Regions from separate parts of the Homo sapiens genome. Here region 1 is linked to region 2. A link is an interaction called in ENCODE POLR2A ChIA-PET data of the cell type or tissue named here. Cell type or tissue: GM12878. All regions are shown on one strand. Each heading gives the region's core, and the rest is flanking DNA. Links, peaks and the distances in the headings are about the cores only.

Evidence for each region. ChIA-PET counts read pairs that join two places held together with the same protein. Peaks named below come from ENCODE experiments on the same cell type or tissue, not always from the same donor. Only the 100,000 strongest peaks of a DNase experiment are listed, where the experiment ranks them.
Region 1: POLR2A ChIA-PET joins it to region 2 with 5 read pairs; 2 of 35 experiments call an interaction of 5 or more read pairs at or near these places.

Annotation. Positions count from the first base shown.
Region 1 is chr2:20,401,444-20,409,183 of GRCh38, reverse strand. It overlaps LOC105373465 (a long non-coding RNA gene), which reads left to right. Exons shown (of 5, transcript XR_001739317.2): 5 at 3,636-5,993. It also overlaps the pseudogene RNA5SP86. Among named protein-coding and RNA genes, the nearest start is that of RHOB, 42 kb to the left of the region's middle. In GM12878, for the core only: no CTCF peak of the experiment used is centred there; no DNase peak of the experiment used is centred there.
Region 2 is chr2:20,204,949-20,208,948 of GRCh38, reverse strand. It overlaps SDC1 (syndecan 1), which reads left to right. Exons shown (of 5, transcript NM_002997.5): 2 at 3,525-3,606. It overlaps LOC124905978 (a long non-coding RNA gene), which reads right to left and starts at 663. Exons shown (of 2, transcript XR_007086241.1): 1 at 341-663. RefSeq lists enhancers at 1-459, 460-1,084, 1,085-1,709, 1,792-1,991. In GM12878, for the core only: no CTCF peak of the experiment used is centred there; a DNase peak (open chromatin) is centred at 1,658; H3K27ac peaks cover 2,307 bases.

The sequences.
Region 1 (7,740 bases), core at 2,313-6,312, 200 kb before region 2:
TAAAGTTTCTCCCAAAAAAGCAAAAACTAAGGGAATTAATCACCACTATGCTGGCCCTACAATAAATGTTTAAAGGAGTCCTACATCTGGAAATGAAAAAATGATATCTACCATCATGAAAACACACAAAAGTGTGTAAAACTCACTGGTAGAGGAGATGCACAAATGAGAAAGAGAAAGGAGTCAACTGTTAGAATCAACTGTTACCACTATAGAAAATCACCAAACTGCAATAAAAATAAGAGGAAGAAAGGAACAAAGGATGTACAAAACAATCAGAAAACAATATAGAAAATGATAAGAATAAATCCTCACCTATCAATAACAACCTTGAATGTAAATGGATTAAATTCCCCACTTAAAAGATATAGACTGGCTGAATAGATTTTTTACATGATCCAACTATATGCTGCCTACAAAAAAACTCACTTTACCTGCATAGACACATATAGATTGAAAGTGAAGGAATGGAAAAAGATATTCCATGCAAACAAAAGTCAAAAGCAACCAGTAGTAATTATATCAGAAAAAAACAAACTTTAAATAAAAAAACTGTAGAAAGAGACTAGGTCACTATATAATAATAACATAACCAATTTGGTAAGAGAATACAAAACATTTTCTAGGATAGACCACATGTTAGTTCACAAAACAAGTCTCAACAAATTTAAAAGAAGTGAAACGATACTCTTTTTTTGTTTTAAGAGATGGGGTCTTGCTATGTTTCCCAAGCTGGAGTGCAGTTGCCATTCAAAGGCACGATCATAGTACACTTTAAGCTATGCCACTGAAGTGGGTGGATCCTGGTTGGTTAGGGGCTTTTCTATGTAGGAAGGCCAATACTGTAGCAATAGCTAATAAATTATTAGAAAATGTGTTTCCTTTATGAGGCATTCTTAGAGAAATCTCCAGTGATAGGTAAACTCACTTTATGGGGCAAGTTATAATGCAGTTTAAAAAGGTTTTATAGACACATTGGCACTACCATTGTGTCTATCACACTCAGTCTTCTGGAAAGATTGAAAGAACAAATGGCAGGCCAGGTGCAGTGGCTCACACCTGTAATCCCAGCACTTTGGGAGGCCAAAGCAGGCAGATCACAAGGTCAGGAGATCAAGACCATCCTGGCCAACATGGTGAAACCCTGTCTCTACTAAAAATACAAAAATTAGCCAGGTGTGGTGGCAGACACCTGTAATCCCAGCTACTTGGGAGGCTGAGGCAGGAGAATCGCTTGAACTCCGGAGGCAGAGGTTGCAGTGAGCAGAGTTTGCACTACTGCACTCCAGCCTGGTGATAGAGCAAGACTCCGTCTAAAAAAAAAAAAAAAAAACAAATGGCATCTCAAAACCGAAATTGGAAAAGTGAACTGAGTCACTTGGCCAAAATGTACTACTATTAGCTTTAATGGCAACCTGATCCACTCCCACTGGAAACCATAAGTTGACCTCCTATGAAATAGTCACTGGAAGGCCTATGCCCCTAATAATAGAACTTCATGCATCTCCCACTCTCCATTTAGTTTGACTAAATACTGCAAGGCTTTAATGCGTTATGCCAAAGCGTATCTTCCCTAGGTAAAGGAAGTTTTTTGTGATCCACTGACTGAGGACAATCAAACCATTCATGATCTAGGACCTGGTGATTGGGCCTTCTGAAAACAACATCAGAGGAACACCGCTCTTGAACCCCCTTGAAAGGAACTGTACCAAGTTCTTCCACCACCCATACTTTAGTGAAACTTCAGGGCTTTGAAACTTGGGTTCACATCTCACAACTCAAAAGAACCGCTTCAGACTTTTAGAACTGTATACCTGTTGAAGACTTTAAGATAAAGCTATTAATAGAAAAATTTCTTCCAGAAGCAGATGACATCCTAGACTTGAACAGCTTTCCTAAGATAACAGATCAAGACTTTTATGCCGTCATTAAAGCTTTGTGCTTTTTCTTTTTTCCTCATTTCCTTCTGTCCTAATCCTTTCCTTTTGCCTGTGGTAAAATCCATGGGACCATAAGAAGTGGATGGATTCAACTCTAGCTTATGCTCTAGCACAAAGCCAGATCATGGCTGGGTACAATGGTGCATGCCTGTAGTCCCAGCTCCTCAGGAGGCTGAGACAGGTGGACGCTTGAATTTAGGAGTTTAAGTACAGCCTGGGCAATATGGCAAGACCTTGTCTCCAAAAAAAGAAAAAGAAAAAGGAAGGAAGGAGGGAAGGAAGGAAGGAAAGAAGGGAAAAGAAAAGAAGAGAAAAAAGAAAAGCCGAGCAATTGTTGGGTTTGTGGGCTAATGCCAAGGTCAGAAAACAGTTTCACTGATGTCAGTGCCTCTCCATGTTCCCAATGAGAGTCACTCTGAAATTTCAAAGGAAGAATGGAAAGCTATCCTTGATATTTTAAAGATGACTGCTACTTACTTCACTGCACTTGCTAGAAGCAACACTCTAGGTCAAGCACGGTGGCTCATGCCTGTAATCCCAACACTTTGGGAGGCCGACGGGGGGGGCGGATCACTTGAGGCCATGAGTTCGAGACCAGCCTGGCCAACATGGCGAAACCCCGTCTCTACTAAAAATACAAAAATTAGCCAGGTGTGGTGGCATGTGCCTGTAATCCCAGCTACTAGGGAGGCTGAGGCAGAGGATCACTTGATCCCGGGAGGCGGGGGTTGCAGCGAGCTGAGATCATGCCACTGCACTCCAGCCTGGGAGACAGAGCAAGACTCTGTCTCAAAAAAAAAAAAAAAAAAAAAAAAAGAAAGAAAGAAAGAAAGAAAGAAACGAAACAACACTCTAACTTTTCCCATTAATAAAATGATCACTACCAAATATAGAAAACCTGTCTAAGTAATGCCTGAAAAAGAATACTGTGCTTCCAGGCATCATGCACAGAAGACCTGGGAATTACCTATGTGGGCACAGGTATTGTTTGTATCATGTAACCAGATTAAAGTCAGTAGGATCCTTTTTTACTAAAGGTGGTTATACACCCTTATAGCATGTTATTAAAGGACTACAAAAAGTAAAATGTTCACAGGAACTTGTGTAGGAGGTATGCGGATTCATGGGTGAACAAACTCAACCGACCCTTGCTCCCGCACAACTAAGTGGCCCTCTTTTCCAATCGCTGGGGGCGTATACTGGGTCTGTGCGGTATGGTCATTCTGTTCTGCCTCCTCACTGGTTTGGATCTTGCTTTTTGGCTGGCTCCCTTCTGCCTTTCAAATAGCTTCCTCTGAATGTTCCTGTAGTAGCTTCTATGATCAAAGGCCAAAATGGTCGATAATCAAAATTAGCAACTTTGAAACTGATGAAGATAAGCTAGTTTCCACTGAGGAAAGAGTCCAGTGGGATTCCTGGGGGGCCACTTTCAGCAGTAGTGAGGTACCAGAAGAATGGAATTTAAAGCTAATCCATAAATTAAGAAAAATCTTGGATTTTGCAGCGAATCAGACTTCCTAGGGTTTCAAACAAGTAGAAGTCACTCTGAAAATAAATAACATATGCGTTCAACAAAACCACTCAATGGAACATCACGTAGCTTAAGTTCCCTTTTTATTTAAGTTGGGGGCTTTTGTTTGCTATTGAGCAAAACTGAATGTTTTACCTATTTCTCCCTTGATTTTTTTATTACAGAAAGCTATATTTAAAAGGGGGCTGATACTGCTGTTTTCTAAGATACTGCCACCAGATACGTTAAGGAAATCTCTCAAGAGAAAGGAACAGATGACATGTCTATGGGAGCAACTGACAGTTGGTTTGTAAGCATCCCGAATGGTGAATGGCAAGCTTGGCTTTTTCCAAGGTTTTCTAAAGTATAAATTTCTTCCCTTAGGTCTCCAGGTTATTATGACTTGTGTTACCAGGTAACAACAAAAATGGCCTTTTAAAATCAGGCCATTTTACAGCAAACTATAGTTCTTAATCATCACCAAATCCTGCACCAAGGACTATGCCCAACTAGAGTCAAATATTGTTAAACTGCCTATATTGTCTGAACTTTGACCTGTTTGATTTGGTTAGGTTCGTTGAGTTCATTTCTTAGAACTTGTTGAGGAGTACACTTTGGACTTGTTTGTTTGTTTGCTTGTTTGTTTTAAGAGGTAGTGTCTGTGTATGCTGCCCAGGCTGGATTCAAACTCCTGGGCTTAAAAGATCCTCCTGCCTCAGCCTCTCAAGTAACTGGGACTACAGGCTCATACCACGGCAACCAGCTGGTCTTTTCCTATTATTTTCTTGATCGTCATAATAGTCCCTTGATATGGTTTGGCTCTGTGTTCCCACCCAAATCTCACCTTGAGTTGTTATAATCCCCACATGTTGTGAGAGGAACCTGGCGGAAGGTAATTGAATCATAGGGGCAGGTTTTTCCCATGCTATTCCATTGATAGTGAACAAGTCTCATGTTCTCCCTCACAAGCTTTCTTGCCTACCACCATGTAAGATGTCCCTTTGCTCTTCCTTCATCTTCCTACATGTTTGTGAGGCCTCCCCAGCCATGTGGAGCTGTGAGTCCCTTAAACTTCTTTCCTTTATAAATTACCCAGTCTTGGGTATGTCCTTTTAGCAGTGTGAGAACAGACTAATATATCCCCTGGGGCACGGCATCATCTCAAGTCTTAAATGTTTTCTTTTTTTTTTTTTTTTTTTTGAGATGGAGTCTCACTCAGTCACCCAGGCTAGAGTGCAATGGCGCGATCTTGGCTCACTGCAACCTCCACCTTCCAGGTTCAAGCAATTCTCCTGCCTCAGCCTCTCGAGTAGCTGGGATTACAGGCGTGTACCACCACACCTGGCTAATTTTTGTATTTTTAGTAGAGACGGGGTTTCACCATGTTGCCCAGGCTGGTCTTGAACTTCTGACTTCAAATAATCCACCCGCCTCAGCCTCCCAAAGTGCTGGGATTATAGGCGTGAGCCACTGCACCCAGCCACTCAAGTTCTTATGTATGAACTGCAAACTAACTTAGTATTAAACAAACTGAAAACCTAATTTAGGGGTGAGCTTCTGTAACAATAGCTAAGTCTCAACCAATCACAACAGCCATGCATTAGTCAATCACAGGCGGCCAGCTGTTCAGACCATGTTCAAATAAGGCGAATACTGTGCTGTAACCAATGCAGCTGTTTCTCTACCTCACTTCTATTTTCTGTCCTTTGCTTTTCTTCTTCTGCCATAAATTTATCTGCCCATACAGCAGCCCTGAAGTCTCTCTGAATCTGTTCCGATTCTCAGGACTGCCAGATTCATGAATCATTTTTTTTTCTTTTTCTTGCTCAGTTAAACTCTGTTAAATCTAATTTGTCTAAAGTTTTTCTTTTAACCCTGCCAAGTAGCTCTTTCCATCTGGTTCTTGTCTCATGATGTAAGTGTTTCTCTGCCTTTTCATCTCTGAAACAGAGTCACCTGGCATTGGTAATATTCTGTTCTGATCACCTCTAATGGGAAACTAGCTGTAAAGATGCTGTTTACTATTACAGTCAGAAATTCACATCGTTTACTGTTTTGCTTTTGTGTTATGTTTTAAAGATAACATCGTATGGCCTTCTTTCTGAAGGGCCTGAAGAAGCCTTTGGACCAAAGCAATAAAATTCTGACCTTCAAAAAAGATTATATCACATAATTTTCTACCTTTAAAAATTGTATAACATTTTTTATTCTAAAATAAAAAGCATAGGTACACAAACCTAAGCTTTATTCCCAAAAAAGATGTTTTCTAAGGGAATATATTCAGGTTACAAAATGCTATTTTTAGGGAGCTAAATGATAAGAACTTATGGACACAGAGAAGGAAACAACAGATACTGGGGCTTACTCAAGGCGGGAGGGTGGCAGGAGGGAGAGGAGCAGAACAGGTAACTATCAGGTACTGAGCTTGATACCTGGATGATGTAATAATATGTACACCAAAGCCCCGTGACAGGTGTCTGTCTATGTAACAAACCCTCAAATGTACCCCTAAACCTAAAATAAAAATGTTGTTTTAAATGCTATTTTTTTCTTCAATGTATTTAGCTATTTTAGTGATTCCCAAATGATTTATACTCGATTGCTCATTACATGATAGATTGTGGGGTCAGTGAAAAAAAAAATTAAGTTAGAAGCTCTTATTTTCTTTGTTTTGTGTGTGTGTGTTTTTGTTGTTGTTTGTTTTGTTTTGAGATAGAGTCTGGCTCTGTTACCCGGGCTGGAGTGCAGTAGCATGATCACAGCTCCCTACAACCTCCGCCTCCTGGGTTCAAGTGATTCTCCTGCCTCAGCCTCCCAAGCAGCTGGGACTACAGGTGCCACCACGCCCGGCTAGTTTTTGTATTTTTTTGTAGAGATGCAGTTTCACCATGTTAGCCAGGCTAGTCTAGAACTCCTGGCCTCAAGTGATTCACCCACCTCAGCCTCCCAAAGTGCTAGGATTACAGGCGTAAACCACCGCACCCGATCTGGAAGATTCATTTCACAAAAATTTTAACTTAGAGTTTACGTAATTTAAAAAAATAATTGAAGAGCATCTCTATTCTATAGGCAAATCAACAGTTAATAGAGCCCTCAGTATGTGTCACAATAACTATAGCTTAGATACACCTCACTATATCTAAAACATGTATTTAATTTATAGGAAAAAAAATCATGAAAAATGAATTCAGGAGGAAGACCATAACTTAAAACAAGGTGAACAGTGATGATTCAGGGAAGAAAGAGGATGTCTGTGGTCTGTTCATCCCTTTCCTCTATACCAAGATGGCCCCTTCAGCTTTGCTTATAATAAAGAGAAAACAACCAAATACTTTTGAAGAATAGGCCAATAATACTAAATAGTCATTAAAAAGAAGGTATGTGCTAATATAAAAAGTATCATATAAAAAGCCCTTCCAGATAAATTGTGGGTTTTGTGTTGTTTTTATAGATTTTTTAATTTTTTTTGTAGAGAGGTCCCACTATGTTGCCCAGGCTAGTCTTGAACTCCTGGGCTCAAGCTCCTGCTTTGGCCTCCCAAAGTGCTAGGATCATAGGTGTGAGCCGCCACACCCAGCCCCAGATAAATTGTTGGGGAATTTTTAGAAAAATCCAGAATACGCCTGTAATCCCAGCACTTTGGGAGGCCGAGGCAGGCAGATCACAAGGTCAGGAGACGGAGACCATCCTGGCCAACGTTGTGAAACCCCGTCTCTACAGAAATACAAAAAATTAGCCAGGCGTGGTGGTGTGCACCTGTAGTCCCAGCTACTCGGGAGGCTGAGGCAAGAGGCATCGCTTGAACCTGGGAGGCAGAGGTTGCAGTGAGCCGAGATCGTGCCATGGCACGCCAGAACCTGGCAACAGAGCGAGACTCCATCTCAAAAAAAAAAAAAAAAAAAAGAAAAGAAAAAGAAAAATCCAGAATATCATCCATTTTCTATTTAAAAAGGGCTGTTGTGTGTGTTTATCTGTGGGCACCAGGGTTGTAGGTCGAAGTAATAATCTGGCCTACGGCCATACCACCCTGAACGTGCCCGATCTCGTCTGATCTTGGAAACTAAGCAGAGTCGGGCCTGGTTAGCACTTGGATGGAAATAGTAATCTGCTTGTTTTTTCTGTGTGTTTGCCTCCTCTCTCAATGGTGCCCCAAGGGCTGGGTGGCAGTGTTTTCTCCTTCAGCCCATGCCTAAGCAGGAACAATGATTTAAAATCCCTCACTAGAGAAAATTTCCTGTATGCATATTTGTAGAATCAGTTCTTCCTCTCCCAGAAGTAATGTAAGACTGT
Region 2 (4,000 bases), core at 1-4,000:
GGGTGGGGAAGGGGCAAGGCATCCCTTGCTTTGAACAACAGAATGAGTGGAAGCCTAGATCTTACCTAGCACAAAGTTGTTGATTCGTTCTATGAACAGTTGGTTTTCCTGGGACTTACAGAGGTTAAAGGCTGGTTAGCCTGTTGCCTTCCTGGGCAGGGCATTAGGTAGTCTCCAAGCTGAGGCCACCTGTTCCTGAGCAGCCTTGAGCCGTGGCCAGGCAGCCTCGGAAGCACCCAGGTTGGAGATGATGCTGGGGAGAGCTACCCAGGAGGCCTAGAGGGAGTTTGCTGCCGGCTGTCAGCACAGCAGGCCTGCTAAAGGAAATCGAAAGTCTCACCAGAAACTCCGGGAGTCAGCTGGCACCTTGGTAATCCAAGTTCAAACTCAGCAGTTTCTGCTAATTTCCTCCTCAGGGGGCTGAAATCTCACCTTCTCATCTGAGGGGCTGTCCCAGAAGATTCAAGCTGGAGAAGATTTGGGAGGTCTCTCTAGCCTGTCCCCTTAGTGGAGACTGAAGGCCCAGGGAGGGGAGAGGCCCCCGGAGGCCAGGGAGCTGGTTTCAGTGGAGAAAACATTTGCTTAAGAGCTTGTTGTGTAAACAAGATTGCAGAGGGATAAGCCAGCCGAACTGAGGGAACAAATTGTTTTTAGGGACAGGGCAGACTGAAATGCTTATCTAGTCAGGAGGAAAGCCCTGCTCTTGGGAAACTGCTAACGTGTTGGGGCCTCCCTGGCGTTCCTGGGTCTCACTGGGCGGTGTCTCCCAGGTTGTACATGGGCCCCAGTGTGTGTGTCTTCCCTGTGGGCTTCGGTTGCCTCATTGTTGAATGGAGCATGGATCCAATGGTTCTAGCTTCTGCTGAAAGATTCGGCACTCTACAATGCAGCAGAGGCTCGTGGGGTCGAAGTGCCAGTGCCTTGCCCCATCCCTGCCCCATCTTGAGCTTTCTCTTGGGGGAGGCGGTGCAGCAGGAGAGGGCAGGGCAGAGTCCTTGGATGAGAGTGAAGCCATGATCCCAGTGAGTATGGGTGGGGGTGCCCACTCTGTGATCCCCCGGTGGGCAGTATTCTTTGATGATGAAGGAGACAGGTTGAGGGAGGCCAGGGCAGCTTCAGAGCTCTGGGAAGGCAGCACAGGTGTTTGAAGCACCACATGGAGATGTTGTAGATCGGATGTGGCCTTGTGTGGAGGCGGGGGGAGCATGGACCATGACTGTTTGTTTTTATTGATTGATTGATTGAGACGGAGTCTTGCTGTGTCACGCAGGCTGGAGTGCAGTGGCACAATCTCAGCTCACTGCAACCTCTTGCCTCCCGGATTCAGGGGATTCTCCTGCCTCAGCCTCCCAAGTAGCTGGGACTATAGGCCCGCACCACCATGCCTGGCTAATTTTTGTATTTTTAGTAGAGATGGGGGTTTCACCATGTTGGCCAGGCTGGTCTGGAACTCCTGAGCTCAAGTGATCCTCCCAAAGTGCTGGGATTACAGGCGTGAGCCACTGCACCAGTCAAGTCAATGACTGTTTATTGTAGATGGGCCATGGTGGACTGTGACTGTTCATTGCAGGTGAGCCTTGGCGGAATGTGACTTGTTACTGTAGATGGGCTATGAATTGCCCTTCTAGGGTCAAAACCTTTCTCTTGGGGGAAGGAAGATACAGTTTAGCTTTTGTCCTTTCAAAGGAAGTTCAGTGTTATTTCTGACCTTGTGGTTTCTACACGTGTCTGACGCTTCCCTCTGACCTAGGCCCCTGGACGTGGAGCCTCCACCTGGTCTGGCTCTGCCCCAGGGCTGCCTCAGGAGGCAGGAGGTCTTGTCTGTCCCTCTCTGCTTTGCACTACCCAGAAGTGAGACCCGTGGGCCTGTGGCCAGGGCCTGGCAAGGCCTCTTGGGCTGAGGAGGCCCTTTTCCTTTGGAGCCCAGCCTCAGGTGGGCCCCCTCTGACAAGTCAGTGCAGAGGCTTCTGGTGAACAGACTTCTTCCTGCCCCCGTCTTCTCATGAAACTTTATCTACCTCCCTTTCACCCTCTTTCTAGACAGGCCTGCTGGCATTTGAGGCTCCCCTAGTTAGACAGTGGCCACTGTTTGTGGGTGCCCACTGGGTGCCAGGCTGTGTTAGGCATAGCTTCATTGAATTTTGGCAGCAGTCCTGGAATGTAGATGTTATTATTTCCCCATTTTACAGATGGAGAGACAGAAGCCATAAGCAGTTTAATGACATCCCAGGACCACGCATCTAGTGAGTGGCAGGATCCGGAGTTCCTAAAGCTAGTGCTCTGGACTGTGCTGTTCTGCATATTTTTTCATTCTTTGTTCTGGTCCCAGACATTGGGGCCCTCTCAAGATAGACTGTGTAGTGAGTGGGGTCCTTGGGTCTAAGTCTCGCAGGTGAATAGGGCTCTCAAAGCCACACTTCTCGCCACCTGGCTGCTGGGTTCTCTCTTCCTTACCTGAGGTCTTGGGGCCAGTGTGAAGGGCAGAGGCAGTCCTGACTTTCTGCCCTCCCTGCCGACCAGGGTTCTGCACAGGCCTGCTCACTGTGTGTGGCGTGATCCTGCCTCCCCGCCCCCGCCCCCGGTCCTGCCAGTCAGCCCCGGCCTCAGGAACTGGAGAGATGTGTATATGTTTGCCCTCTGGCCCCTTTGCCTCTTGGAGCTGGGCAGGCGGGCAGCATTCCTGGGACTGCTGTTTGCCAGCAGGGCCCGTCCCAGGCCCACAGCCCACTTCTTGGAGGCTTGTCAGTGCAGGGCCCCTTCCAGATTAGCCTTATATGTCCCCAGCCTGATGGACACCCTGTCCTTCCTTCCCCAAGGAGGATGATACTCTGACCAAAGGGCCTGCACCCAGTCTTTACTATAGACAGGAACTGGGCCAAGTGTGGGAAGGTGTATCAGGGCCAGGCCTGGGGTTGCCCTGTGTGGGCAGACCTGCCTCAGAACAGACAGTTCCTTGTGCCCAGCCCTGCCCCTGCCCCTTGTGCCGTCCTCGGTATCCACACCTGGGGGCCAGCATGCCTGGAGGCTGCCTCTGCACCCAGGTTGTCCTGAGATTGTTCTTGGGGGTTTTTGAAAGCCTCTCAGTGGGGCTGGGTCGGCAATCTTTGGCCCCAAAGCTCCCTGGCTGATGGCCCCCAAGAGCTGGTTCACAGTGTAGGGTGGGCTGATGGGGTCCCATGGGGACCACAGCCTCTGTTCCCAATAACAGCTCCCTGTCTGCCCTTCTGAGAGGTCTGGAGCTCCCTCACCAGACTGAGCTTCTCAGGGTGAGGGCCCTGCCTACTCTGTTGTGCCCCTGCAGCCCTGCACCCAGTACCAGGCTGTGTTGTAGCATCAGGGGATGGGGCCTGGGGACCAAAGTGCTGCCCAGAGCTGAGGGTCCTGGAGCCACATGAGAAGGCTTCTCCCTGTGTACCTGTGCAGCACAGGGTAGGGTGAGTCCACTCAGCTGTCTAGGAGAGGACCCAGGAGCAGCAGAGACCCGGCCAAGCCTTTACTCATACCATATTCTGATCCTTTTCCAGCAAATTGTGGCTACTAATTTGCCCCCTGAAGATCAAGATGGCTCTGGGGATGACTCTGACAACTTCTCCGGCTCAGGTGCAGGTGAGGTTGTCATGGGGGCCCCCCCCACCCAAGACGGCAACAGGTCATGCCTGTGGGCAGTGGTCAGGCAGTCTCCTGTGTTTACTGAGCATGTACTGAGTGCACCCTGCCTGCCCTGTCTCCACCCAGCTGGCTCCAAAGGGCAATGCTGAGGAGAGGAATGGGGTCCGTGAGCTGCCTGGTTAAGGAGAGCTCATGCTCGGAGGTGAGGTGAAGGCTGTGAGCTCCAGAAGGCCCCAGGGCCGCCTGCTGCACGCAGGCTCATATTCACTAGGAATAGCTTTACTCACTAAGAAACCTCTGGAACCCCCTTCAGAAGGTTATTTGACTCCTGAGCCTCTGTTTTCTCATCTGCAAAATGGGAATAATACCTTGACCTGATAAGCTTGTGGAG